3 separate regions of the Mus musculus genome follow, and all the other regions are linked to region 3. A link is a loop called in an ENCODE intact Hi-C map of the cell type or tissue named here. Cell type or tissue: left cerebral cortex. All regions are shown on one strand.

What was found. A loop is a pair of places that touch in the nucleus more often than their neighbours do. Peaks named below come from ENCODE experiments on the same cell type or tissue, not always from the same donor. Only the 100,000 strongest peaks of a DNase experiment are listed, where the experiment ranks them.
Region 1: it touches region 3 in a loop (3-fold over the local background); 10 of 42 quality-filtered maps call a loop at or near these places.
Region 2: a loop joins it to region 3, with 2.7 times the contacts of the local background. A loop is called at or near these places in 5 of 42 quality-filtered maps.

Annotation. Positions count from the first base shown.
Region 1 is chr9:103,999,710-104,007,709 of GRCm38, reverse strand. Nphp3 (nephronophthisis 3 (adolescent)) reads right to left here and starts at 5,166. Exons shown (of 27, transcript NM_028721.3): 1 at 4,549-5,166; 2 at 2,871-2,996; 3 at 2,104-2,254. The coding sequence starts at 4,929. It overlaps Gm33054 (predicted gene, 33054), which reads left to right and starts at 5,351. Exons shown (of 2, transcript NR_168653.1): 1 at 5,351-5,408; 2 at 5,676-5,950. In left cerebral cortex, CTCF peaks have their summits at 4,477 (motif pointing left) and 5,565; DNase peaks (open chromatin) are centred at 4,574, 5,148 and 5,512; H3K4me3 peaks cover 1,715 bases; H3K27ac peaks cover 1,255 bases.
Region 2 is chr9:103,203,696-103,211,695 of GRCm38, reverse strand. Trf (transferrin) reads left to right here. Exons shown (of 17, transcript NM_133977.2): 16 at 1,018-1,201; 17 at 2,618-2,820. The coding sequence ends at 2,652. Among named protein-coding and RNA genes, the nearest start is that of Srprb, 5.6 kb to the right of the region's middle. In left cerebral cortex, a CTCF peak has its summit at 3,765 (motif pointing left); a DNase peak (open chromatin) is centred at 3,671; H3K4me3 peaks cover 292 bases.
Region 3 is chr9:103,360,677-103,368,676 of GRCm38, reverse strand. It overlaps Cdv3 (carnitine deficiency-associated gene expressed in ventricle 3), which reads left to right and starts at 2,897. Exons shown (of 5, transcript NM_175565.3): 1 at 2,897-3,623; 2 at 4,626-4,702. The coding sequence starts at 3,309. In left cerebral cortex, a CTCF peak has its summit at 4,483; DNase peaks (open chromatin) are centred at 2,732, 3,827 and 4,410; H3K4me3 peaks cover 2,472 bases; H3K27ac peaks cover 1,663 bases.

The sequences.
Region 1 (8,000 bases), 640 kb before region 3:
TTCTGATGTCCACATACATGCACTCCTACCCACATGCACACATACATATACACAAAATAAATAAATTAATAAATTTATTTAAAAAATCAAAATCAGGGACTTTAAAGGCAACACAAACAATTCTAAAAATCTACCTGCAATTGGACATGTATGTATCAATTAAAATGAGAAGGGACTTTTCTTTTCTTCATGAGACTTAGCTCTCTTGGAACTCACTATGTAGACCAGGCTGGCCGCAAATGCACACAGATCTACCTGCCGCTACCTCCTGATTGCTGAGATTCACAGGGGATAGCATTCTTCCCGGCTTATGAAGGGACTTTGAAGGTAGCCGATCAACAGGGCACTGATACCTTGTGTCCTTCAGGTTTAAATCAATGTACCAAGGAGAAAGACCAAAAAGGGAGCATCGACTTGTTTCTGTTAACTTGCCAAGACAACTACAGTAGCTTTGATGCATCTGAGCAACCAAAATGGAAGCAATCCATCCGGCTCTGTGGCAGCAGGAGGGACTTTCGCAGCTGCTCTTGGCCAGTCAGAATCATTGCATCTTTTTCTCAAATGTTAGTAGTAAGAGTCCCAAGATGGTGGCCACAATGCAATGAGAATATAATGAAAACTAGGGGGGAACTGCCAGTTGCTGTATCTTTCTCCCAACAACATCCCTTTGTAAGACTAGAACCCAACCCTTATAAATAGGAGGGCTACAGCAATTTCTCCTTATACCTACAAGAAGCGTTTCCTTTATCTCATATTAACACCGTTGACTTTTTTTTCTTGAAACATGGAGAATGCCTTCAATTCTTGATTTTTTAATCACCTTTTAATAGAAAAGTGTTTTATATGTTTATTATAAAACCAAAGCTTTTTGAGTGACTCACTGAACTAGGTTGGAAACAGTGAGACCACAATTGTTACAAAGTTGCATAGATGACATCACTATATGGGAAACAATCTGTGGACAATATAACTCCATGATGCCTAGCTCCCCTTCCCACCTTAGGTGACACACTTTAGCTGACACACATCTACCTATCTATTGATTACCCTTTGCAGTCTAGGTTGGGCTTTGGCCAGAGCCATTTGAGCAGAGGGAATTGTATTTCAGATTGTGCCTTCAAGAAAAGCAGGGTGTTTGTCTACCTGTGATGCTATTTTTTTAAATAGTTTTCCAAATGTGTGTGCATGCGCATAGGCATGGACCTGTGGTTGCCCTCGTGTGGAGGTCAGAGGATGGCTTCAGGAATCAGCTGTCTCCTGCAGCTTTGTGGGGGCTCAGGATACAACTCAAGGTCATCAGGCCTGGGTGAAAGTGCCCCTCACCCTGTAGCTACCTCACAGGTTAATCTTGACTGTTAAATTGATAGGGATCTCTAGACTAGGCTAATTGAGATAGCAACACCCACCCTAAAAGTGACCTGTTCCATGACAGGTTGGGGGTCCCAAACTGTATGTATGGAGAGGGGAAAGCAAGCTGAGCACAGGATCCTCGTTTCCTAACTGTAAAGGCAATGGGATCCGCTGCCTCATGCTCTTGCTGCTGTGACAGCCTTGCAGTGACGGGTGTGGCCTTTGAACCGTGAGCGGAAACGAGACCTTTCTTCTTAAGTAGTTTGTTGCCAAGCAGTTTGTCACAGCAACAAGAAAAAACAGCATGCACACTGTACCTTCTTTTTTCCTTTGGAGAAAAATGGAGAATAGGTACTTTGGGTGGGGTGAGGGGGTGAAAGAGACAGACAGCACAGAGAGAGACAGAGAGACAGAGAGACAGAGAGATACAGAGAGAGACACACAAACACAGACAGAGAGACAGATAGAAAGACACAGAGAGACAAGAGAAAGAGCTCACACATGAGTGTGAACATGCATGCAAGCACCCCATGGACTAGGATGGATGGCAGAATACAATAACAAGAGAAAATGTTGCTCCTGACATCATACACTTAGAGGAGATGATGTCCTGACAGCTGAGAGAGACACAGAAGGTCTCCCATTTGTAAGAGCAGAGTAAGCACTAATCCTGCACACAGAGAGCAAAAGGATGACTGACCATCTCGAGCATCCATACAGCTCTGTGGAAAGTGGGACACGAAATGAGCTCACCAGTGACATCTGTGCAGTTGTCATCCGAGTCAGACTCCCCAGGGTCGAACACTTGGATCCCCTGAGCCTGCAGCCTCTGAAGTTTGCTCTCCAACTCTCGCTTGGCCCTCAGTAAGTCCTGAATTTCATTTTCTTTGGTTTCCCTAAAAATCTTTTTAAAAGGTAGAGTTTAATTTTGAAACGTTTTTTCCGTAATCACAGAATTGTGCCACCAAGTTTTCAGGGGGGGGGGTAAAAACATTTATTCATAAAGTCAAAATACATTTGGTTCTCAGTCTCCTCATCTGTAACAGAAATACTTCTTCGGACCCTCATTTTATTGTTCGCAGTGGAACCTGCTGGAAGTCTGACAGCATGGGTGTGTGTGACATGGGACACATTTGTTTCCCTCATACCAAATGCGAAACAAAATATCCCCAAACATTTCCAAAAGTTTGGTAGGTCTAGCTCTACGAGCTTCACAGCTGTTACTTGATTTATCTATGTTCCGCAAAATATCAGATGAAAAAAAGTTTTTTTGGTTGCTGTTTTTTTTTTTTGTTTTTTAAATCAAGACAGGGTCTCATTATGAAGTTTGGGCTGTTCTGGACCTCACTCTTTAGACCAGGCTGGCCTCAAACTCACAGAGATCTGTCTGTCTCTGCATCCAGAGTCCTGGGCGTAAAGGTATATGCCACCACACTTGGCTCTAAACACTTTTGAAAACTAGCTTTTAGTCTATGTCACTTAGGGGAGGGTGGGGATGGGAAGAAATATCAAGAATTTACCTTGAATTGCCTTTTAACCCTGTCTCTGTCATGTTCAAATGTGACCGCTCTCTCCATGGCTTGGTATTTTGCTTCTAACGCACCCTCTTTTTCCCGAAGTATCTTCTGGTAAGTTTTCTGAAGTGCCTGCAATGATTCACCTTGTTATCACCTAACAAAAACGGCCTTTCGTTCACATTTTACATTTTTACATACATGTTTACGTATGTTGGGATCTCTACTCTCTCTACTCACTCTCTTATCAATTACCAGGCACTTCTATGGTGTCAACGATTTCAAGCAAGATAGAAAAAAATGCAAACATTTTTGAATCCTAGTAAACAGGTTCTTCAGCAATGAGCTCTCAACGGAAATTAATGCTTTTTCTTTGAAATACTGCACCAGCACTAGGATTTTTCTATGCTTTGGGTTTTTAAGAGAATAAGACACGCAATTTGTAAGGTTTAGCTTGAAGAATAGTACGTATGAAGGTTCCTGTGCTCCTTGGCATTATATATTAATCATTTTACTCTTCTCCTGAGCCATTCACCGTCTGGATCCATCAGAGGCCTCCAGTAAATGTCAACATGGCTGAATGAAATAAATGTGAGGGAGTTTTCTCACGATGATGCAGGTAAGAAAGGAACAACAGGTTTCACAGGGAATTGGAACTGCTGATCTGTGATCTGTGACATCTGTCTGTCAGTCCTCCCTGCACTGGCCTCTTTATCCTGCTAACCCCTTCTCCCTGCAATTCACATGGTTCTTAGTGGGCAGTGGTGCACATACATGACATCATACACGAGGGACACGCAAGTCCACTTTATAAGGGCAAGCACATTGGTCTCCCAGTAGAAAGTGAGGCGAGCAGGGAGCTGAGGGTGAGAACAGCTTCCCAGATAATATGCTAATAGCCCAGCAGATTCTGAAGGGCTTCATAGCTTATGGGAATGATGCCCTACTAGAAGGAAGGAGCCTTCTTTTACAAAAAAATCTGTGATGTTTATTTAAGTTCTGATGTGCCGGGAGCTCTTGGGCTGTCAGAGATCCCTCTCACAGAAAAGAAAGGTATAAACAAATGACCACCAGAGAGGCTCCGAACCCACGGCATATAGTCCCATATTTTTACTCCGAGAAGTTCTGCTTTACCTAGTATCCGAATGAATCAAAGGCGATCTGTTATAAGGCCTACAATAGCATTGCAGTAACTGTTTAGTCCATTAACTAAATGGACTAAGAGAGTTTGAGTACTCTCAGGGAAGACTTTTAATCACAACAGTTAAAAACCATAAAATCAGGAGGTTTCCAGAAAAATTCCTATCGTATCATTAAACCCCAGAATCTGCCGAACTTCGCGAAGAAAACTAACCCAAGAACTCCATTTTGGAGATACCTAAAACCGGGAGGAGTTTGTGTGTAGTTGCTCTGAGAAATTTTTCGACTTCAGGACTTGGGTTGATTCAACGTGTCTTAATGAATGAACCGTAAATTGAAAGGGGCAGGGGAAGATGCTGATAAGAAATTAGTTTACACTCAAATAATGATTCCACATAAAGGAGGAGCAGCTTTTGCACAATTTAGAAAACAACTTGGTTTGTAGCTGGGGTAGGATGGTGGTGCCACCAAGCGGCTGAGCGGTGCGCTCGGGTCTCAGTTTCCTCAGAGCCTCCCGCTTGCGACGCTCTCGGTCCCGCGTTACCTGCAGCTCCGCCCGCAGCCGCTTGTTCTCCGTGTCCAGCTTGGCCTCTCGGCGGCCCATGGACAGCAACTCCTGGTTCTTGCTGACCCGGAAGATCTCATACTCTTTCTTGAGCCGCTCGAACTCGGCCGCCGCATACTCTAGCTCGGGCACAGACGAGCCGGTGGACTTGAAGCTGGCGCCCAGCAGCCCGCCGCCCCCTGCCGCGCGAGGCAGCGACCCGGGCCCGGCTCCCGCGCCCCTGCGGAACGAGCTGCGCAGCAGGCGGGCCTTGGGTTTCACTTCCACCGGGATCTCGCAGGCCTCGCCGCCGCCTGCCCCGTACGTGTCCTCGATCACCTCCCCGCCAGTGGGACTCACCAGCGACGAGGCTGTGCCCATGATGCCCGCGGCCGGCTGAGGCTGAGAGTCGGCTGGGTGCCAGGAGGAGGCGGGACCAGGAGGGCGGGGCCTGTCAAGCGGGGCGGAGCGCCGCAGGGAGAAACCAAAATCAGAGAGGAGCGTGGCCAGGAGCAGGGAGGTGGCCGGGGCGTGGCCAGGCCTTAAGGGCGGGGCCTAGATGGTGGGGCGAGGTGCTGTAGAGGAGAGGGCGGAGTTTGGAGGGAAGAGCGGAGCAGTAAGTGAGCCGGGCCTGGTGATTGGGGAGAAGGGCGTAACGTGGCAACTAGAGGGGCGTGGTGTTGAAGAAGAGTGGCCGTCTTGAGAAGGGGCGGAGCCATACTTTCGGGGCGTGGCCGAGCAAGCTGGGGATGTTAAGGCTAACAGAGAGGGGTGGGACGTAGCAGCGAGAGGAGGTGTGGTCAGTTGAGAAGAGCAGTGCCCAGAGAGAGTGTCGGGCCAGATTTTAGGGTCGTAGCCCGGTAAGTGGGGCGTAAGGCAGCAGCAGAAGAAAGAGAAAACCAGTCAGAGAGTCGGAGAGGTGGTCCTGGCTGGACAACGAGAGGGGGAGTGGCCAGGAGTCCTGTGGGGCGGAGCCAGGCTTTGGGGGCGTGACCAGACACGCGGGGGCGTGCTCTTCTGAATGAGACCAGTAGAGGAGCTGGACAAGGGAGGGTTGAGAGAAATGAGACTCGGGAGGAGAGGAATGGGTATCACGGAGCTGGCGGCCCTGAGAACTTGCTTTGCAGGAGCAGGCGGCAGGACTGAGCTGGGCAAGCTGGGCGGTACCAGGAGATCCGGACATCCAGAAGGGAAGGTTCCAGACTAGGCCCAAACCTACAAGCTCTGCTCCCTCTGCGTGAACTTTGTCTCAGTGAGCAAGAACTAGATCACATACCCATCTGCCCCCGCTCTGCCGCAACTGTTTCTGTGGTCCTGACTAAAGGGCTCTTTTCTGGAGGCAGTTCAGTGCCTAGTGTGTCTCTCAGGAAACATGTAATAAATAATGCCAGCCAGGAAAGAACTTCGAAGCATCACCACTTGAACCCCCCCACCCCCGCGACCCTTCTCTCCCCCCACCCCCATCCTTGATAAGCTCAGGTTTTATAACGCCTGGCGATAAGGATGCCAGGGACCCTATTCTAGACGGAAGAAAATTGTTAAGTACAGGGTTTGCAGGAAGGGAACGCGTGCTACTGTTCCAAGTTGTCCTTGGTCTGCTAACTTATCTTCCTGCCCATCCCAGATTGGTACCCCAGGTTAGAGGGGACAGAAAAGTGAGCAGTGGCTTTGACTCAACACTGTTGTGAGCTGGGTGCTGGTAATCTTTATACTTGCCCTTTTCTTAGGCAGTCTCCGAATGCCAGCCACTCTCTCTGCCATCATCCTCATTACCGGGAGCCTCATTACCCAAGGGGGATATAATCTTATTCCAGTGCTTGCTTACTCCATCCCCAGCTGTAAGAAATCTGGTAGCATTTTAAGCATCAGTCCATGCAGAGCCTCCTTGGGCTGACCTAAGATAGTCTTTGGTGGCTCACTCCATCCACAGGCATCCCTAGGATTCTTGGAAAGCCAACTCTGAGATGTAGATAAGCAAGCAAGATGTCTACCAGAGAATGCTGGGTAGGTACCTGGGGCAAGGCAGGGGAATCAGTGCAAGGTTGCTCTGTGCAGCATTCCCAGCAAAGACCTCAGCCAACCCTGCAGAGACTTTTGAAGCTGGGACGGCCCTGGGGAGTTGTCCTAAGTTACCTTGGAGCTAGAACTTCAAACTTTTACTTAATCTAGCCATCTGCTCTCTTTAGCCGGTGGAGACTGATGGCTGAGAATAGTCTGCTGTCAGCACTGTCATGGCTGACATCCAATCTTTCACCCTTCATATCTATCACAAAGCAAACAGCCTTTCCTCCAAGGAACTCTGGGAATGCTGGTCCGTTTTAACTCCCACCCCACCCCCACAAATGCCCTGAACTCCTTCCCTCAAATTAGCTGGTCGTGTTTTCTCTGACCTCTTAGACACCCTTCTAGCCTTTGGACTCTCCTAAGTTGAAGGATTACATATTGATTTCTCCAGTTAGTACCATGAGATCCAAAGGGAAACATTTGCTCTATCAGAGTACCCAAAAGACTGCCCTAGGTTCTCAAAGCCTTTCTAGCTGCTGATTTCTGAGGTCTGTTCCTTCAGAGATTTGAGGACCATTCTCTAGATTTTCCTTCCTTCTCTTCTCTTCTCTTCTCTTCTCTTCTCTTCTCTTCTCTTCTCTTCTCTTCTCTCCTCTCCTCTCCTCTCCTCTCCTCTCCTCTCCTCTCCTCTCCTCTCCCCTCCCCTCCCCTCCCCTCCCCTCCCCTCCCCTCCCCTCCCCTCCCCTCCCCTCCCCTCCCCCTCCTCTCTCCTCTCCCCTCCCCCCTCCCCTCCCCTCGAAACAATCTCCTGCAGCCCAGACTGGTCTCAACCTTTCTTTGTAGCTAAGGATGACCTTAGACTTCTGGTCCTCCTGTGGGCACTACCATCCTACTTGCTGGGGTCCCAGAGTGAGTTCACAGGAGAAAGCCACTGGTCCACCTGGGCTCATCTCTCTGTTTCCTAGCTACAGATGAAATGTGAGCAGCCTTCTCATAGTCTGGCCACAAGGCCTTCCTGCTGAGAGGGGCTGTACTCTCAAATTTTGAGCCAAAATAAACCCTTCCTTCTTCCCTCCCTTCCACCCCACCCTCCCCCTCCCTTCCATCCCCTCCCTCCCCCTCCCTTTCACTCTTTCCCCCTTCCTTCCACCCCATCCATCCCTCTCCCTTCCACCCCACCCCCCTCCCTTCCACCCCATCTCTCCTCCTCCCTTTTACTCTCTCCCCCTCCCTTCCACCCCACCCCTCCCTTCCACTCCTCTCCCTCCCCCTCCCTTCCACCCTATCTCTCCCCCTCCCTTTCACTCTCTCCTCCTCCCTTCCACCCCTCCCTCCCCCTCCCTTTCACTCTCTCCTCCTCCCTTCCACTCCATCCCTCCTCCTCCTTTTCACTTCCTCCCTCTCTCCCCCTCCCTTCCTCCCTTCCTCCCATTCTCCCCTCCTTAAGT
Region 2 (8,000 bases), 160 kb after region 3:
GACCGTGGATCAGAATATCTGAGTTCAAATCTCAGCTCGGCAGCTTTCGGTCCACGCCATCTTAGGCACATGGCTTAAAATGTCCACGTTCGGTTTCTTCACGTATTAAATGGAAATAATACCACATACACACATGTTTCTAAGTTAACAAAAAAATAAATAAATAAAGTGGTGCATGCACACGTCTTAGGGAATGTGTGTTTACAGGGAGGGCACACAGTGTGCTAGCTGGGACTGGATTCCTCAGACCTGGCTCTGCTCCTGTGGAACTCCTAGTCAGGACAGACAAATTCCCACTTGACCCATAACCCCTCCGAGCCTAGAATCTGCCTTCCAGCTCATCTGGATCTTGACTCGGGACTTTATTTTCCTCGAGAATGTTTTTCTGAAAACAATTTCTAATGTTCCTTCGTATGAGTCTTAAGGACCGGAATTGACTACTCCTTCTCTTGCTTGTATCAGTTGCACCATATTCTTAACAGTCTGGAAAATACAAGACTCTTACTCTCAGAAAAATCCTGTCAGGGCCAGCCTTGGGGGGCAGCGAGTACAGGGGCCACTGGAACACTTTATCCCTAGGGCCACTCTACACACACACACACACACACACACACACAAATTACCCTTCCTTCTGGTATAGCTGCCTGCCTTTTAATTTGTCATTAGTTTTAAAAGAAATAGGCTAGCATACTTTGAAAAGTTCCTTCCAAAGCCTATGATAATCTTCAGTGGTGTTTCTAGTTTGACATTAGATTTGAGTCAAGCAGTCTTACAATCACTAACAGTTTCATAGCAGCATTACCAAATATTTAAAGAAACTCAATGTGAAATGTTTAACCTTTCTACAGCGTTTTATACCTCTGTTTCTTGTGTCGATTTTTAAAAAAATGCCATGTCAATTATAAATATCTTCTGTAGCTTTCTGTTGTTCCCAGGGCTGGCTTGGACCTTTCAGTTTCCTGCAGGTGTTTCCAGTCCGAGACATAGGTTCACGTCTATTTTCTGCTCATTTGACAGACTTTATTTGGGGGAAGTGACTGCACCGGCAATTTCTGTTTGTTCAAGTCCACCACCAAGGACCTTCTGTTCAGGGATGACACCAAATGTTTCGTTAAACTTCCAGAGGGTACCACACCTGAAAAATACTTAGGAGCGGAGTACATGCAATCTGTCGGTAACATGAGGAAGTGCTCAACCTCACGTAAGTAGAATGAACCCTGTGGAGAGGTCGCAGAGAAACCCAGCGATGGGTGCTGGAATGGTAGTTACAAGAACTCAAACCCTTAGGAAACAGCCACGTGAGCAAGGCAAAACCTAGCATATACAACCACGTGGGTTATATGCACATATTGTTAAGGGGTCGCAGACCCAGGATACTAAGGCAGTGGACGAATTATATGCACACAATTCCTAAGAAGATAAAAAGGGGCACTGAACTTATTAGAGGTCCCTGTCCAATATGGCAATGGCTAGCAAGGTGTGACAGAGCAAGTTCAGGTGACAGCTGGATTAAATCTAGATATCATATCCTCACTCCACCCAGCTACAATTTTAATTGAAAGTAGCCATAGCAAGAAGAATTATCACAGAGCATCCTTTTAGACAGCTCTGTTCATAGAACATCCTTTTAGACAGCTCTGTTCTAGGGAACTTCAATAATGATAAGTTCTGGCTAGCTAGGAAGTTGCTAAGCAGCATCTGCAATGCCATATTCCAGGAATTGAAATAGGATAAAATATATTTTACCATCTGTTTGGGGATTAGCGGGGACACCTGAAAACATTTGTAAAGTGCGAGGGGGTGCATGGGATATACAGTGGTGAGTCTCCCACTGGAGTTTGGAGGTGAGTCTTGGCCTTCATTTAAGTTATTGTGCTGGAGATACAGCCTCGGAGACTGTGCTGCTCTGGGGTGATGGCCCTTTCAAGGTTGCCCCATGTGGATTGGTAAGATGGCTCAGTGGGGAAAAGAGCCCGTGGCACAAGCTAGATGACCTGAGTTTAATCCCTAGATCTGACGGTCGGAGACAATATACTATACTATACTACACTGTGCTGCACTGTGCCAAGCTATGCTATATATGTGTTTTACAAGTTGCCACATGGAATTCTAGTGTGAGCAATGTGATTGTTGAGGTTTAGTGTGACAGAATCCAAGTTAATATTTCCCTTACCTGTATGCTCCAGAGAACACCAGTCTAGCTTTGTTTTTCTCCACTCCATCCTTAGACCCAGCTCAGACGTTGCTGGGGACTGCCAGCTACCATCTGCCTCGCATTCTCAGGGAAGAAGGGCCTTCCTAGGCGGCTTCTCCTTATGTGAATTCAAGTTCAGAGCCTCACTGGTTAAAAGCAAAGTTGGGGATGCCTGTAGGGCAGGAAAGTCACATGACAGCTTCTCTATCCTTGTGTGGAGCCCTCCCCGTGGGAGGCTCAGGAGCTGTGTAGGGAAGCAGGGATGGGAGGGATGGGGCACAGCATGCATGAGTCTAGCAGAACAATGAGCCTTGGCACAATTTATGTGATACTGAATTGCCCATTCAGGTTCCTTTCATTCTGCTAAACAGCTCATAAAAGTAAGAGTATTCTCAATGTCCTATATCTTTCTTCTCTCCCCAGGACTCCTGGAAGCCTGCACTTTCCACAAACATTAAAATCCAAGAGGTGGGTTGCCACTGTGGTGGAGACAGATGCTCCCTCCCGTGGCCCATGGGCTTCTCTTGGTCTTCATGCCCTGAGGGGTTGGGGCTAACTGGTGTAGTCTTCGCTGCTGTGCCTTACCACATACACAGAGCACAAAATAAAAACGACTGCTGACTTTATATTTCCCAAACTCCATTCTTTTCTAGATATTTTCACCAGGATTTCTTTGTACAATCTGACTAAATATCATATAAACTGAACCTTGTCTCCTGAGCTCAAGATTCAGGTAGTTGGGGCTGGAGAGATGGCTCAGAGGTTAAGAGCACAGGCTGCTCTCCCAGAGGTCCTGAGTTCAATTCCCAGCAACCACATGGTGGCTCACAGTTGTCTGTATCTCCAGTTCCATGGGATCCGATGCCTCTTTTGCTCCGCAAGATCCTGCATTCATGTGAGGCACATAAGCTCACACAACCACATACACATAAAATAAAAGATCAAAAATAAGAATCTTAGCCGGGCGTGGTGGCGCACGCCTTTAATCCCAGCACTTGGGAGGCAGGAGGATTTCTGAGTTCGAAGCGAGCCCGGTCTACAGAGTGAGTTCCAGGACAGCCAAGGCTACACAGAGAAACCCTGTCTCGAAAATACAAACAAAAAACAAAACAAAACAAAACAAAAAAACCCACAAACAAAAACAAAAAACAAAAAAACTGTATGACCACACACGTACGTATGTGCACATGTGCACATGCCAGAAAGAAGAATTTGTTACAAATAGATGCCCTAGTGAGTACTGAGAAAGTTGACAGAACTTGTATTAATTCATTGCGATGGAACAGCCATGGTCCAAAACCAAATCTGAATCAGCTTTGCGTAAAAAAAAAAAAATCTCCCTGCGAGCCCGACAATATTGCAAACAATTGGTTGTCAGTCCGTGGGCGAGGTTCTTTCTCACCAGTCAGCTAGACGTCATGGGCAGACGTCATGGGCAGGCGAGGGGAAGCTCTTCGAGTGCTGGTCGAAGAAGTGTTGGGAGCTTTGGTGTATAGGATGTGAGGGTGGGGAGGAGCTGCGGAGGGCGGGCATGTCTATGGCGCCCTCTAGTGTTACAGTCCTGTAGGCGGCAGGTATTCAGGCTAGCTTTGCAGTCCGCTAAGTCAGTAAGGGCCCATGCTAGGAAATCAGAAAGTTCCACCCTACAAGGCCTTGGCTAATTTGTACGAAATGAACATTAAAAAGAGTACTTTATAGAAGGATGGCTCAAGAGCTCAGCATTAACACTGACAGTGACTTTTAGACAGATTCCCTGTCTAATTTCTACCCCCATGCCTCCACTCCTCAGCCAACTTTCCTGGAAGGTTCAGGCTCTACGTCTCCTTCTCCCCATGTATTAGTAATAAGCAGTTGGCTGAACAAACAGAGACTAGTCATCGGCTCTACAGTCTCACCCTGACAGAAGTTGCTGCTACTCGCCAGCTTTTCCATGAGGGAGTCTACCCTCCTTTTCTTTCTTTCTTTCTTTCTTTCTTTCTTTCTTTCTTTCTTTCTTTCTTTCTTTCTTTCTTTTCTCTTTTCTCTCTTCTCTTTCTCTTTCTCTCTTTCTCTCTTTCTCTTTCTCTCCTCTCTCTCTTTCTCTCTCTCTTTCTCTTTCTCTCTTTCTTTCTCTCTTTCTCTCTCTTTCTTTCTTCCTTCCTTTCTTATTTGTTTGTTTTGTTTTGTTTTTCGAGACAGGCTGTGTAGCCCTGGCTGTCCTGGAACTCACTTTGTAGAGCAGGCTGGCCTCGAACTCAGAAATCCATCTGCCTCTGCCTCCCAAGTGCTGGGATTAAAGGCTTGCGCCACCACGCCCAACTACCCTCCCTTTCTTAGGATGGTTTTCCCTCTCTGACATGGTCATTCTCTTTGATTCCCATCTCTCTGTGTTCACTCATGACCTGAGCTTATCCTACCAATCTGGGTATCTTAAGAATTCTCCTCTGGACCCAGCGTTCCCCTCTCTTTTCAGATTCCCTTCTAGCAATGCCAACAACTTTGGGGTACTCATATTTATACTTGAGACCCAAGTCTCCAGCATCCTCCATCTACACCTCCTTATGTAAGGGTCTGAAAACCGCTGAAGGAAGACCCCAGACTCAGTATGCAAAAACAAAAGAGCATTTATTCTGCAGAGGCAGCCAGCATGAAGAGGTCAACCAGTCTTTGAAATGTCGAACCTAGATAAAGGCATGCAGGCCTTCTTAGAGGGGGCAGGAAACTCTCTGGAAGGATTAGGTAATGTAAGATTTCACTGGTGGGTTACAGGTGAGCTAGAGGTTACAGGTGGTCAGTGGTCTACATTCCTATGGATGAGTGTCCAACCATAAAATAGGGCTGTCCAGCACAGATCGCTCATTCTGAGATATTTCCCCGTTTTGTGGTTATCCCAGGCTGTTCTTTGGGAGGGGCTTTTATGATCTTGTTCTGGGTTTTATGGTCTGTTCCTAGAGCTGCTGTCTTATGGCCTAGTTTCTGATACTTAGAGTCTCTTCCCGAAGCTGGTGCCTTATGGCTTTTTTTTTTTTTTTTTTAATCAGGCCTGGTCCTCAAAATGAGGACAAACGGGGTTCATATTGTCCCTTCACTACAACCTGTGGATCTACAGTTTAGAATATTACAGAAATCAGAAACTCCACCAATCAAAGGCAGGGGCTACAGGAATAGCTCAGTGACATTACTTGCTCTGTTTGCTCCTCAGCATCACAAACTAAATAAAGCCAACGAACAAACAGACAAACCTAGAGGGAGCATCCATAACAGGACTTTCTAGGGCCCATCAACAGTACGATGACACAGCAACTTTTTTTTGGTTTTTCGAGACAGGGTTTCTCTGTGTAGCCCTGGCTGCCCTGGAACTCACTTTGTAGAGCAGGCTGGCCTCGAACTCAGAAATCCATCTGCCTCTGCCTCCCGAGTGCTGGGATTAAAGGCGTGCTTCACCACTGCCTGCCTCAAAACTTTTTTTCTGTGCCTCACATATACTAGGCAAGCCGCTCTTAGAATTTAGAGATGACTCAGCACTTATGAACATATGCCACTTTTGTAGAGGGTGTGGGGGATTCAGATCCTGGCATCTACACTATTGCAACCACCTGAAATTCAAACTCATGGGATCCAACACCTTCCTTTGGACTCTCTGGGTACTGCACTCACAGGCACAAAGTCATCCAGACACACATGCCCATACGTACATGCATAATTAAAACAAAATATTTTTAAAAATTTAAGTTATACTTTTTTTATAAAAAAGTATTGAAGACCCGAGGAGGGCCAGAGAAGCGGCTCAGCATCTGAGAGCATTTACAAACCTCAGGACTCACATGAGAGCCCACAGCCTGCACCCTCACATGTACAGACTCACACACACACCCCCCACGCCTACACATACATGCATCATTAAAATAAAATATTTACAAATCTCTCTAATTCCATTTCCAGAGGATCCAATGCCTCTTCTGACCTCTGTGGGTCCCTAAACCCACAAATGGTGCATGCGAACATCCGTATTTGTGTGTGTGTGCATTTTAAGACACGTTCTCATTTTATCCAAACTGGCCTCGAACTTGCTGTGCAGCCAATGATGCCCTTGAGCTCCTGACCCTTCTGCCTTCACCTCCCGAGTACTTAGGATTTCAGGGTTCATTACCACCCGTTCTTTTTTTGTTTAACTTAAGAAACCTTTATGCTGTCTTCCATAATGGCTGTAGTAAGCTACATTCCCACCAACAGTGTAACAGATTTCCCTTTCCTCTCAGCACTGTTTGGTATATTTCTGACTTTTTTAATAGTGACTATCTTAATGAGTATCAGGTAGTATCTCATAGCAGTTTCCATTTTCATTTTCTCACTGGCTAAAGACATTAAGCACACTTCACATTCCTCCTGATAGTTTGCAACATGTGGGAAAAAATGTCTCTTCAAGTCATTTTTTAAATATTAATTTTTATTTTGTGTATGTGTTTGTATACATATAGGTACGCAATTTTCTTTTTACATATGATGACAACAATCTTTCGTCCAACAACTTTTTTTTTGTTAGAAAGGATGGTTGTGAATAGCCCTGGGGCTAATTATATTTGATATTAATTCCATTCTCCTGTGAGGGGCTGCGAACAAGGAATGAGTCAGCACTCAGGTGATTTCCTGTAAACCTGCTTCCCACCTTAATTTGTAAAATAAAGAAGAGCTGATGATTGGGCAGATAAAAGGGAAGGTGGAGTGAAAGGTGGGAGAGAGAAGAAGAAAATGGAAGAGGGAGAGGACGTAGAGGAGGAGGAAGAAGAAAAGCAGAGCAGAAGCACATGGCCTGGAGAAACTGCAAGTTCTAAGGGGTCTCATAGATGTGGAAGATGGTAGTGTAGTGGTAGATCTGCCCAACCTAGGTGCACAGCATGTATTCATATTAACTGTGTTGTGTTTTCATCGCCGGGGTATATTTGGGATGGAGATTTACCAAAACAAAGGATGATACAAAATCTCACACTATGTAGCCAAGGAATTTACTGTGTAGGTTAGGCTGTGTTGTGGTTTGAATGAGAACATCTCCATAGCTTCATACATTTGAACGCTTGGTCCCCAGTTGGTGAAACTGTTTGGGAAGGATTAGGAGGTGTGGCCTTGTTGGAGGAGGTGTGTCACTGGAGTGAGCTTTGAAGTTTTGAACACCCACACCAGGCCCAGTTTCTTATTCTCTGCCTCTGAATCAGGATGTAGGCTCTTAGCTACTGTGTCAGTGCCATGCCTGCCTGCTGCCACATCCCCTACTGCGACACTCATGAACTCAGCCTCTGAAATATAAGGAAGCTCTCGATTAAATGCTTTCTATGCTTTCTTCTGCCAGGCGGTGGTGGTGCATGCCTTTAATCCCAGCACTCGGGAGGCAGAGGCAGGTGGATTTCTGAGTTCGAGGCCAGCCTGGTCTACGGAGTGAGTTCCAGGGCAGCCAGGGCTACACAGAGAAACCCTGTCTCAAAAAAACAAACAAACAAAAAAGCTCCCAATTAAATGCTTTCTTCTGTATTGGTCATGGTGTCTTTTCACAGTAATAGAACAACAGCAACTATATATTTTATAGTCATTACAACCTACATATTTTAACTTCTAAATATCTCAGAAATTTTACCCTGTATTTCACACTTTCAGTGTTTGTTTGTTTATTTATTTATTTAATGTATGTGAGCACACTGTAGCTGTCTGCAGACACACCAGAAGAGGGCATCAGATCCCATTACAGATGGCTGTGAGCCACCTGATGTGGTTGCTGGGAACTGAACTCAGGACCTCTGGAAGAGCAACCAGTGCTCTTAACCACTGAGCCATCTCT
Region 3 (8,000 bases):
TACCCTCCTCCTGGCAGGTTACAGGGGTCCTAGTAACCCTAGTTCTGGGGAGGCAGAGACAGGGGGATCCCTAGTGATCACTGACCAGCCAGCCTAGCTGAATTAGTGCACTCCAAGTGCACCCCAGTGAGAAACTATGTCCATCAAAAAAAAAAAAAAAAAAAAAAAAAAAAGGTGGAGTGGCAAAATGGCTGTGTGGATACAGGTACTTACTGCCTGCAAATTGCCCTCTGACCTCGACATATACACCATGTCATTTGGGATCACATGCATATATACACAAACAAACAGAAAATGTAGACGGCACTTGAGGCCTGGACACCTAAGGTTGTCCACTGGCCTCCAAGGCGATCATGAACACACAGGTGCTTGTGTACCACACCTGCATTCACCTAGACCACCAGCAATGAGAAACAACAGCAAACCACGTTTGGCAGTGTAGGCCTAGAACCTCAACACTTTTGGAGACAGAGACAGGAGTGTTATCTATCACTCGGCCCTCCTGGGCTACACAGGAAGACCTTGTTTAAGGAAGAGAGAGAGCCAGCTGGAGAGAGGACTCGGTGATGAGAAGTACTTACCGCTCTGCCAGAGGCTTGTGTTCAGCTCCCCGCTCCCATATCAAGTGGCTCACAGTAAATCCAGGCTTAGGGGTTCAGATGTACAGTCACATCCATGTACTGATGCATGCACATAAAATAAAGATAAATACATCTTTTTGGAAAGGAGAAAAATGGGTGGGGTGTTCAACTGATAAAATAGTTGCAGGATACAGGAAACAGCTTTGTAGACAGTGGTGGGATTTAACCTCAGCAGAGGGAGGCAAAGGCAGGAAGATCTCTGAGTTCAAGGCCAGACAGGGCTACACAGGGTGACTCTATCCTAAAAACAAATGAAAGGAAACAGAAACAAAATGAGAGAGAAAGGAGAAAGAGAGAGAGAATTGGAAGTGGAGATTCAAGACCATCCTTGGCTCTGTGTTCAAGGTTAATTTAGGATACTTTAGACACTGTCTTAAAATGAGGGGGGTGGGGAGCAGGAAAGGGCAGAAAAAGAAGGAAAGAGGAAAGAAGACAAGGAAGGTAAAAAGAAAGTTTGCTAAGAGATGTTAAGCAAAGCTGGTGGCACTGGGCAGTGCTGAACTTGGACAATACCACAGGAAGATATGTGGTGTCACAAAAGGAAGTCACCTAGGAACCATCCTGGGCTGGGGGAAGAGAACAAATATGTCTGCTTATTAGCCAGGTGTGGTGGCGCACACCTTCAATTTCAGCACTTAGGAGGCCCAGGCAGGTGAATCTCTGAGTTTGAGGTCATCTCCGTCTTCAGAGCCAGTTCCAAGGCAGCCAGGACTACATAGTGAAACCTGTCTCAAAAAACAAAACAAAAGAAAGGTCTTCTTATTGTTGGCTACAGCCATAGAGCCTTCATTTATCCATCGATATGTTCAGAATGTAGGTCTTCAATAGCCACAACTAGGGAAGGACTTGTAAGGAAAGACAGGAGGGAACAGGTGTGGAAAGACATCCCTCCATTTACTAGCTGGGTCCTATCTTTCCCCCAAGGCTACAGACATAGGACTTAGCCATTTCCTCAGTGGTTGTCACAGCTTTCTCCTCTACCCTTTAGAGGAAGCAGAAGTTTAATGCATACCCAGACCACACGTCTCATAGAGAAACACACATTTGATTCTCCAAGGCCCCAAAGTCAAGTCAGGTGGAAACAAGGATATTTTTTATCCCCTTCTCTGTCCTAAGATCCAGCATAGGAGCCAAAGTTAAACTGTAGCAATCACTCAAACTCAAGTCAGAGCAGGAGCAATTCTAGGTGCAATTGTGTAACTAAAAACAAGGAAACTCCAACATCTGTATTGGGTCATTCATTCTTTAGCTGGTAGAGAGCCTCTCTAGCAAGAATGGAAACCCCTAGTATCGCTAACATAGGCACAAAAGTGCATGCCTGAATTCTCAGCACTTGGGATGGTGGAGGCTGGAAGGTCAGAAACACATTATCTTTTCTATGTATGGCGTTCAAAGCAGCCTGGGGTAGGTGAGACCCGGTCCCAAAACAAAGCAATCTCCCCCAAGCAAACAAAAAGCTTTCTGGGCTGCAGATGTTTCGGGGATCAAGTATTCACATAGTATGTGCCAATAGGGTGAAGACCCAGGAAAAGGAGGGGTTTTGTGTGTTTTCTTTTTGTGATTCTGTGGACAGACTCTGCGCTGACATGCGCCTGTCGCACGCTACCACCAAAATCACATTCCCAGCCATTCTCCATCTCACAAGAGCTAGCGTTAGAGGGTCAGATTTATTTAGCCTGACCCTGGTAGACACAGCTAGTCAAAATCAGTTCCCTTCCTTTCATGCACTGGCTTATTTAAGATCCTTCCGTAAATGGAACCACGAATACTAATCCAGCGCTCCTCATCAAAAGCATTCCATTCAGAAGAAAAGTAATAGGTGCCCGACCAGAGAGGGTGCGAGTACAGAAAAGCAGGGCAGGAGGACCAAGCTTGAACATAGCTGGCTTAACATGGTCTCTTTCCTTTTCCTGAAAGTTCAAACGCCTACCAGGCCACAGTCCTGGCGAGCAGACGCACGTGTACCCTGCGCATGCGCGCAACCAAGGCACACCCGCCCCCTCCGGCTGGTCTTCTTCAGCCAAGTCACCAACCCTCTAAATGCCCGCCCTCAAGGCAAATTCCCTGGCCAATCGGAGGCAGGAGTCACTAGGGACGTCACTCTCTTTGCCTACACCCGCTTTCTCCCCGCCCCCATACAGGGCACCGCCCCGTAGAAGGAACGGATTGTCACCTAAGCGCTCCGTCCGGGCATCTGATTGGCTCTCCCGGAAGACCCGCCCCCTTCTCATCCCGCCGCCCGCCCCCCTCGGCGCGCCCACAGCGGCGGGCGGAACCGAGCGCGCAGGCGCGGCGCTGCCTCTCTCTGCTGGTGGCCCGCCCTCCCTCCTCCCCTCCCTCCCCTCCCCGTCCCCTCTCCCCCTCCTCAGGCCCGCGCGTCTTCCTCCCGCACGCGCCGTCGTTAGCCGAGCGCTCGCCGGTGCGCGCCTTCCTTGTCCCTCAGGCAGCGGGGCGGGCGCGACCCTGCTCCACGCTCGCGGTTCCCAGCGAGGAACGTACCACCAGAGCACGGGGGGAGCCGGCCGCCCTGCCGCCCGCGCCTCGGCGACCCCGCGGGGCTGAGGCGACGCCGCACCCTGCAGCCTGAGCGCACAGCCGGCCTTGACCCAGAGCTCGGAGCCGCGAGCGCCGCGCCCTCCGCCGGCCCCACCCATCCGGACCGCGGCCATGGCCGAGACCGAGGAGCGGAGCCTGGACAACTTCTTCGCCAAGAGGGACAAGAAGAAGAAGAAGGAACGGAGCAGTCGCGCGGCCAACGCGGCGAGCGGCGCGGGCGGGAGCAGCGCGGCGGCGGGCTCCAGGCCGGGCGATGGCGGGAGCCTGGGCTCCGGTGCCAGGTCGGGCGACGGCGGGAGCTTGGGCTCCGGCTCCAGGTCGGGCGACGGCGGGAGCTCGGGCTCTGGTGCTAGGTCCGGAGACGGCGGGAGCTCGAGGTCCGGAGACGGCGGGAGCGCGGGCCCCGCCGGCAAGGCCATAACGAAGGTGAGGGTCGGGAGGCCGGCGGCCGGCCGCATGTGCCCGCCCCCGCCGGCCCGGGAGGCCACGTGACTCGGGCTTCGCACGTCGGCCCGGCGGGCGGGCGGGCTCGCGGTCCTCGGCCCCCGGGGCTCGTCTGGCCGCCCCCGTCCGCGGCCCTCTGCGCGCCGCGCCCTCTGGGCCACGGGGGTTGGGCCGGTCCCCGGGTGACGTGTGCCCGAGTCCTCGTGGTCCCGCTTGAGCCCCGCTGGGGCCGGATTTCATGTTCTTAAGGTGTTCCGAGGCTCCTCTGTGCCGCCCGGGCCAGCGTGGCTTACTCTCCCAACCACGGCCACGCAGGGCTGGGAATTGAGTTGTGGAATTTCTGTCGCCTTCTCTCCGCCGCTCAGCTCGCCCTGGGCTTGGGTTTAAGTAAAAGCGGCGGCAGAGAGGGCGTTTGGGAATTAGGCACGTCTCCGGATCTTGCAGGAACGGGCTAAACTTTACCGTCCGGCCACTAGCCCCAATTTTTGAGACAAGGTCTCACGGTGTAGCTCTGGTTGGCCTCCAGTTCACAAAGAGCCTCCGGCCTCTGTCTCTGGAGTACTGGGATTAAAGGTCTGTGTCACTGTCTGCAATTTTGTTTTTTTTTTGTTGTTGTTGTTGTTGTTGTTTTTTGTTTTTTTTAAAGATCACATTTATTTGCTTATTTGTGTGCGCGCACTCCTGTGTACGTGTGCGGAGAGGTTAGAGGCCGGGGTAAATTCTCTCTTCCCACCACGTGGGCCTGGAGAGTTAGACTCTCTGGTTCTCGGTGTTGACTGCCGCCGATTCTTAGACCGACTCAAGAATCCTGGCGACCACTGATGGAATTTTTCCGAGTCTGGAATCTGTTTACCAAGATCTCTAATTAATTAATTCGATGTTTCGCGGGTACCTTTACCAGTTTGGGGAATCCCGTTGGCCCTTGATGCCTTTTAGTCTGAAGTGGGCTTACCAAAAACTAATCAGGTGTTGTTTCTTCCATAGGATGAAAATGAGTGGAAAGAATTTGAGCAAAGAGAGGTTGATTACAGCGGATTAAGAGTTCAGGCAATGCAAATAAGGTAGGATGTGATTACACGTGGGATTAGGTAACCTTGTTAAGTAGTGCACGCGTTTACTTTTTTTTTTTTTTAAATGCCCTCTGTGTCATTAAATTAGTTGCCAACTCTAAAATCCTGTGGTTTCCCTATTTGCAGCTATGTGGATTTTTGGCTTGACTAAAATGGATTTTTGTCATTTAAAAATTTTTAACACTTCGTGTTTGAATTTAGGTGGTCTTCCCTACCCCTAGTAGGGCTCCTGTAGTTCACTCGCTGCCCTGAGAACTTACTGTGTGACTCAGGAGAAGAAGGGGCTTGTTTTTTTTTTTTTTTTCCAAAAAAAAATATTTGAAGCGAGTTGCCTGTGTAATACATGTCTGTACTGTCTTCTGGAATTGGAATTACAGCTGTTAGTGTGGGTTCTGTGAGCTGGACCCTGATCTGTGGAAGACCGCTGAGCGACATGTCACCTTGAACTCTTAATTCTAAAGTGTCCACCCAAATGTACCACCAAGCTGTGCAGGAACTTAGTTTTTTCTTTTACTTACTTAGTAAAATTGTTTTCTAGTTCTCTCTGGTAATTGCAGTGTAGGATACTTCCAACATACACGAATTTGCATTGACCATGAAGCCACCTTGAATACCCACTACCCCAGTCAAAAAATTGAACGTTAATAGAGGCTCTTCTGAACCTATCCCCAAAAGTAGCTTACCCTAGCCCTCGTTTGCACAGTTCTTAGCTGTGTATTCCGGACTGAACTTGAGCTGCTGGAATTGCAGGCCTGTGCTACCTGCCATTTCGGGCTCTGAGGTGACTGGTTTTCAAAGTTCAGGAAAACAGTCATTTTCACAGTTGGATTGGTTGATTTAAGAGAACCTACATTGTCACGTTCAATCTGTGGTAGTTCATTTTAGATCTGGTTTTAAAAGTAACATGTTTGGAAAGATTTTTTTTTTAAGTAGAAAGGGTAAGTATTTAAGGTAAGGTTTTTGAAGTTCAAAAGTGAGTAGGGCTCTATTGCCTTAAAATCCTTTACTCATCTTACACAAGCAAAATGATTGGAAATTGTCTTTGGTTTGAAGCTTGCAATTTGTAGAGAATTCCAGTGACCATATGGGACAGTTGTTGAGGAAATAACTTTCTTAACTCTAAATTAATCTTTTAAAATCTAGATTATATATGATCTGAGGTAACTTATTGAAAAGCCAGGTAGTATATTTTAATGTATGGTTAGTGTCTGTACCACCCAGGCATTCATATCCCTAGGTGTTCTCACTTGTGAATTTACCAAATTAAACATTGTTTTTTATAGTAGGGAACTTAGAAGTTATCTCCCTTTTTGGTGTGGCTTTAGTGTTTTGTTTTGCTTTGTTTTTCCTTTTTTAAAGATTTAATTACATATGTATGTCTGGGATGTATATGTACATGTATGTGCATGCAGGTGCCTGTCGAGGCCAGAAGAGAGCGCATCAGTTCCCTTGAAACTGGAGTTACAGGTAGTTGGGAGCTGTGTTCTAGGGACTGAATTTGTATCCTCTACAAGAGCAGTATATAAGCTTATGAGTAATTTTAGAAAATACTTGGTGGTGAAAGCCTTAACTGTCAGCTGTTGAGAAGCTGAGGTGGGGAGAATAAGAAAAATCAGGTGCGCTTGGGTTAGAGTGAGTTTAAGGTTACTCTGAGCAATTTAGTGAGACCCTATCTCAAAACTTAAAAGAAAAAGTAGAAAATGTTCTTGTTTTGTATCTCCAAGTCTGATCTATAAATCTGGAGAGGGAGTTTACAGGTTCCTTTCTTTTATCTGGATGTGGTCCCTGCTCTGAAGTTAAATTATGCCCTTGAGTGGTAATTTCTGGACATATTGACTTGAATTTTAGTGGGTAAAAGTAACACTTTCTGAAGGTAGAGGGGTGGCCTTCAAGTTTTTTCAGTATAAAATTTGATTTTGTTAAATTATGGAGAACATTTAAATTGAACTGGTTTTCTAACAGGATATAAAATTCTTTATTTTAACTTTTTTAGAGTCAGGAAGTTGTTAATAAACTGTTAGGATCTACTTGTCTCTGCCCTGCAGTGTTGACATGCCTGGCTTTCATGTGGGGGCCAGGGGTTTGAACTCTGCTCTTTTTACTTTTACAGCAAGTGTTCTTACCATATATACAGATGAACAGTTGTGATTTACTGTGTTGGTGAGTGAATAGATTCAAAGAGTGAATGAATAACTGAAAGCAACTGCTTCAGTGTATGCAGGTGTAAATGCCATGTAGGTGGGAATCTTTTTCACCTTTTTTGGATGCATTAGGTTGTTGGGATATTACCACACCCAGATGATTACCTATTTCATCCCTGAAGCAATTATAGTATTGACATGGCTTTACAATTTAAAAAGGCAAAAAAAAAAAAACCTCTTGAAAAAATTATGAAGATTGGAAACCACAATTAGCCTGGGTAATTATAAACTTCATACTAGCTAATAAGCTACTGTTAGACAATGGTGTTGTGCTATCTGATCAGATTTTTACGATCCATTAGAGAATAACATGTTCCCATCTCTTTTTCAAATGAAAGCTAGAATTTTTTACTTCCTGTTACGAAGGTGATATATGTACTGAGTGTATAAATTTGCTCTTCGTATTGGTGATATCTAAAAGCCAGCCAGTATCATCTTGAAAGCCTGACCATTAAATGACAGAGATGGCAGAACCTGGACTTGAGCAATCAGTTCCTAACATTGTTTTAGCTATCAAAGTTCTCATTAAAATTACAGATCTTTAGGATTCTCTCTGGATGTTTGATGTTTATGATAAGTATAATGTATTAGATGATGATTTAAATGGCATGAATATTATTTGTTAGTGACCAGCATCATTTTATATGGCTGGACAGGTTGTATGTTAAAAGGGAAAACTGAAATTTGGCTTTCTCTTTTTCCTTTGTCTTTTAAAAATTGCAGTTTATTTTGTGTGAGCATGCTGTGGCATGCATATCAGAATAAAACCAACAGGAGTTAGTTCTCTTCCACCTTGTGGATCCTGGGGATTAGACTCTGGTAGTTAGGCTTGGTGGCAAGGACCATCTAGGTGTGACCTTTAGTTTTTGGAGAAAGTATCAGTGACGTCATCATTCTCTTGCCTCAGCTTGCATGCTGAGGTCACCAGTCAGCCTCCAAACGGTGGTTACTTCTCTGTTTGTCTTTTTGAGTTACAGGTGAAGTGCTCTGTTATTGAGCCCTGAGAGACAGTCTTAGTCTTAAATACAGATTGGAAATTAGGTTGTTCCTCTTTCTTGACATCATAAGTCTTTAAATGCTGGGGTTAC